Linked DNA regions of Mus musculus: region 2 is linked to region 1. The links are chromatin loops, found by intact Hi-C in ENCODE. Cell type or tissue: left cerebral cortex. All regions are shown on one strand.

Evidence for each region. Peaks named below come from ENCODE experiments on the same cell type or tissue, not always from the same donor. Only the 100,000 strongest peaks of a DNase experiment are listed, where the experiment ranks them.
Region 2: it touches region 1 in a loop (2.8-fold over the local background); 3 of 42 quality-filtered maps call a loop at or near these places.

The regions. Positions count from the first base shown.
Region 1 is chr5:147,075,143-147,077,642 of GRCm38, forward strand. It overlaps Lnx2 (ligand of numb-protein X 2), which reads right to left and starts at 1,430. Exons shown (of 10, transcript NM_080795.4): 1 at 1,276-1,430. It overlaps Polr1d (polymerase (RNA) I polypeptide D), which reads left to right and starts at 2,204. Exons shown (of 3, transcript NM_181730.4): 1 at 2,204-2,500. In left cerebral cortex, a CTCF peak has its summit at 1,426; DNase peaks (open chromatin) are centred at 481, 974, 1,502, 1,949 and 1 more place; H3K4me3 peaks cover 2,434 bases; H3K27ac peaks cover 1,987 bases.
Region 2 is chr5:146,943,492-146,945,991 of GRCm38, forward strand. No RefSeq gene overlaps it. Among named protein-coding and RNA genes, the nearest start is that of Gtf3a, 3.9 kb to the right of the region's middle. In left cerebral cortex, a CTCF peak has its summit at 1,284 (motif pointing left); no DNase peak of the experiment used is centred here.

The DNA of each region.
Region 1 (2,500 bases):
ATACAGACACTGACAACTCTGGGCAAGAAATTCCCTTTCACCAAAGTCTGGAAAGCGGAGTAGACACGGAGTAGCTAAATGTTTATACAACGAAAAGGCTCAAACTTGAAGCTTAGAGGAACAAACCTTGGACTTAGTGGATGGACTGAATTAAAAACAATGTGACTCTAGAGCTGCTTTGACTTGGCCTACATTTGACCCCTTTGGGAAAACTCACATGGAATTTGGACAGGCTAAAACGGCAAAACCTTGTTAGCTCAACAATGATCTGCCGGCCAAATAGGACACTAGATTCCCCCATCTTCCTTCTTTACCTGCCAAAGTCCTTTTCTCCAAAGGTGGGTGGGTGGGGGAGGGTTTTCAAACCTATCAAAGCAAACAGGACTGACCTACTGAGATCCTGCGTCTGTGCTATGTCACTGAACAGGCTAGAGAAAACGCAAATTGTGTCCTGGGAAGGAGGCCAATGTCTAAGTACTGTGACTGAAAAGAATGTGACATTCTTAAAGTGAAGGCAGTTTGGATAAACTGGAGCTCACGGTTGCCTCCAACTACCCTTGCCATTGGTTTCTGGGCTTTTTTTTTTTTTTCCCCAAAGAAAAATTGGCGGGGTGTGGGGCACACGCCTTTCTAACCCTACAGCACTCAAGAAAGAGGCGGATCTCCGTGAGTTCCAGGCTAGCCAAGGCTACAGAGTGAGAAGAAGAAAAATTGATTCGATAAAGCCACGCGGAAGCGTCCTTAAGGCTCCTGGCAAACACACACTCTTAAATGCAAACGGAAATACTAGAACACTCCATTAAAAAGTCCTTGCGTGAAACGTGGCAGAAAGCTTTGAAAAGCCAGCGATGTCTTTCCCAAGAGGTGCTTTGTGCGCAAATGCTTCCAAATCGGGACTCATATTTTGGAAATTATACCCCCCACGCTCCCAAACATGTCAAATCTGAAGAGAAAGGTGAGAATTCCCCCGCAACAGGCTGGGGCAAGGAGGAGGGTGCCTCTCTGCTCATCCCTTCCAGGAAACAAAACCAGAGGGCAACTAGCTAGCGCCACTCTGGCTCCAGACAACGTGCAGACGCAAAGTGCAAGAACTCGTTCCCAAACCTCCATGTCTTGAAAAGCGAGAGGCGCGCAGACCTGCATCGGGGTTCCTGGAACCCGCACCCGCACCGGGCCGGGCCAGACAGCACGCGGCCCCCAGCGGTCCCCCAGATGGTCCCCCCTACCCTGACGCCACACCCCGTCACCGCCCGCACCTGAGGCGAAGTAACTCACTGAGGGAAAGCGGCGGGCTCCCCGCGGGAGCGCTGACGAGGACGCCGCCCGGCTCCGCTCCGCTGGGACTCGCCGCCGCCGATTTCCTGGCGAGAAGCAAAGTCCGGCCAAGACTTTACTTCTCAACCGCCCCTGCTGCCTTTCCCCTAGGGGGCGAGCGCAGAGGCCCAACCCGACACGCACCTGAGCCAATCAACGGCGGACAAAGGCGGGACTAAGAGCGGGCTCGGAGCCTCTCGACCAATCAAGGAGTTCGAGGGGCCGAGTCGGCCCTGCTCATCACCCCCGTGTTAGAGTGAGCGCGTTCCGCCCTCCGCCATCGCTCCCGGCCGGATTCTCCCTCTCAGACACACAGAGAAAACGCTCGGGAAGTGTCTGCGTGCACCCCTGGAGCGCCGCGCCGGGCGTGGGACAGCTGAAGGGAGGGGAGGGCTGCGGGACCAGGCTGAGGGAGAACAGGTGGCGGGGGGCGGCTGACGTGTAGGTGTGCAGGGCGAGGGGACAGCTGGGTGGGGCGGGGACCCAGCCTGGCCAGGGTCAGGTGGGAGCTGGGAGGATGCACCTGAGAAGAAGGGCGGTTCCTTGGGATCAAAGGGAAAAGGAGCTGCCAGTCCCACAGCGTGAGCTCCCGAGGAAGGAGGGCGGTGCTCCAAACTCTCACTTCTCTCGCAAAAGAAAGACCATCGCAGCCCTTGCACCTAGTGGAGATGTACATTTGCACCCCAGGGAGAAAAATTTTTAAAACCCACAGTATCGTCAGGAGAGTCATCTCTGCACAACAGTCTCTCTGCTTTTTCAAGGTGCCCCATGAAAGGCCCCTGAGGACTCAAGTCCTGGGAATAGCCAGCCCTGGGGCAGTCGGGTTCCTGGAGAGCCTAGCAGGCCAGAGATCCGACTCTGACTCTTTTTAAATAGCAGGTGTCTCGGGGCGACAGGTGAGAGCCTATGCTCTTCAGTGGCACTTGGGGACCGGCTGGCTGTGCCCGGCAGCTGGCTTAGCTTCCGCAGTTCCAGGTGAACCGTCCTGCCCGCGCCTGGGCGTGGTCGGGGGCGGGACCCGGTTTAGCCCCGCCCACAGAGGGCCCTGCCGCGCCGCTGCGGCTCCGCCCCCCTCCTTCCGTCATCCGCTTCTTCCGTCGGTGGTTTCTTCCTTCCTGCCTTGTCCCGCACCTTTCGCGACATGGGGAAGAGCTTCCATTTCGCCAGCGCCACCTGAGGATTTCCT
Region 2 (2,500 bases), 130 kb before region 1:
CACAGTAGGACTACAGCTGGTTGGGATATGTCCTTTGGGGAGTCCTTGTCCTATTTCTGCCTGGCTTCTCTTACTTTGGAGGCAGGACCCACCCATTTTTCTTACTTAAACCAGACACAGAATGGTTAGATTTTTTTCTTTTTCTTTTTTTTTTTAAGGAATTATCTATTTATTTTATTTATATGATTACACTGTAGCTGTCCTCAGACACAACAGAAGAGGGCATGGGATTCTATTACAGATGGTTGTGAGCCACCATGTGGTTGCTGGGAATTGAACTCAGGACCTCTGGAAGAGCAGTCAGTGCTCTTAACCACTGAGCCATCTCTCCAGCCCTAGATTTTTTTTTCTTGAACCATTGTCTTCTAACTCTGTGATTTACTTAGCACCATCCATCCATTTCTTACCAGCACGCAAGAACCCACTGTCAGTAACTGTTGACAGACACGATATTTTGTGATTGACACGCAGATCACAGAAACGGTGGCGATGAGAGTTAACTTCTCAGAGCCCTTCCCCTCAGCCACATGCTCTGCTCTGGGCTTTATGTGGGTTAGTGGAGCCTCGCTACCTGTGAGGTAGCCAAAGTACAGAGATCAAGTGGCTCACTGAGATGTCTTACAAAGCTTGAAACCACTGTGGGGGGACTGTTGACCTGGGTACCCGCTACTCTTCAGATGAGCCAGTACGGGGTAGGGACTGTGCTTGAGTCACATGCAGGTAGTGGCAATTGGAGCCACCCCAAACTCTTTCTACCTTACCCCCTGGCTCAGAAAAGAAAGAACATATTGCTGGACGTGGTGGCTCACCCCTTTAATCCCAGCACTTAGGAATCAAAGGCAGGCAGATTTCTTGAGTTTGAGGCTAGCCTAGCCTACATAGTGAGTTTCAGGCCAGCCAGGGCTACACAGTGAGACCTTCTCACTGCTCAAATAAGTGGAAAGGGCAGATACGGCTGCTCATTTAAGTTTCAGGGCATGTTTTCAGATAGAGCCTTCTGTTCGGTTTCCAGCTGTTAATGGGATAAACAGCATTACACATTGAAGAGTTCCTTGGGCAGATTAGCTGAGAGTGTATGGTCCCAGTTTTACCAGACATACTCATTATTAGCACGTTATATATCTGAGTTTTGGTTAGAAACCTAAAATGGTTGAATTCTGTCTGGAGACATGGCTCAGTGGTTAGGGAGCACTGGCTGCCCTTCCAGATGACAGAGGTTCAGTTCCCAGCACCCACAGGGTGGTTCAGAACCCTCTAACCAGGTGATTTGCTGCCCCCTTCTGGCCTTGGTGGGCACTGCATGCACACATGCACAGATACACACGCACAGAGCCAGCAATGCACCCATACCAATAAAATAATAAAAATTTCAAAATGACTGAATCCTGTGTCAGTCTCTCCTGGTTTCCAGAAAGGCCTTCTTGCTGAGCCATTCTTTCCTGTGTGAGAGTTCAATGCCACCTGATCTAGAGTTATTTTATGAAGTACAAAACTCTGGCCCTTCAATGTTTGTTGTGCTAAATAGCAAATTCCCCTCTTACTTAGTGGTCTAAGCCAACACATATTTTTGTTATGGTGTTTTGTAACATGCATTTAATTTTTTGTATTTGGTTCAGTGTTTTTGAGATGGGTCTCTCTCTCTGTGTAGCCCTGGCTCTCCTGGAACTTATAGAGATCCACCTGTCTCCACCTTACGAGTGCTGGGGTTAAAGGCCTTCAGCCCCACAGCCAGCACTTTTTAATCACACAGTTTCTGTGGGTCAGGAGTCTGGTCACGGCTCAGCTGGTTTTTCTTTTCTTTTCTTTCTTTTTAAGATTTACTTATTTTATTTTATGTATGTGAGTACACTGTAGCTGTACAGATGGTTGTGAGCCTTCATGTGGTTGCTGGGAATTGAATTTTTAGGACCTCTGGTCAACCCCACTCGCTTAGTTCCTGCTCGCTCCGGCCCAAAGATTTATTTATTATACATTAGTACACTGTAGCTGTCTTCAGACGCACCAGAAGAGGGCATCAGATCTCATTACGGGTGGTTGTGAGCCACCATGTGGTTGCTGGGATTTGAACTCAGGACCTTCAGAAGAGCAGTCAGTGCTCTAACCACTGAGCCATCTCGCAGCCCTCATCTGGTTTTTCTACTCAGTGTCTCTCCCAGGCTGCAATGAAGAAATCGGCCAGTGTTGTGGTAAATCTCCAACCCCAGTAAGCCAGTGTAAAAAACACACAACTCAGTTACAATATTTATAAGCTGAACGCCTAGATTGGGCAGGTCTACTACCACTACTCTATTCCCCAGCTATGAGATCCATTGCTATGAGGCTTCTCCAGGCCAAGTGGTTCTGCTCCACCGTCCTTCTACCTCCTCTTCCTCCATCTTCTTCTTCCTCCTTCTACCCTACCCCCCAAAAATCTCTAGTCCCACCTTTTCTTTCCACTGCCTAATCACAGGCTCTAGCCTTTATGACCAGTTAAAATGGGGAGAATGTTCATGTGAAATCA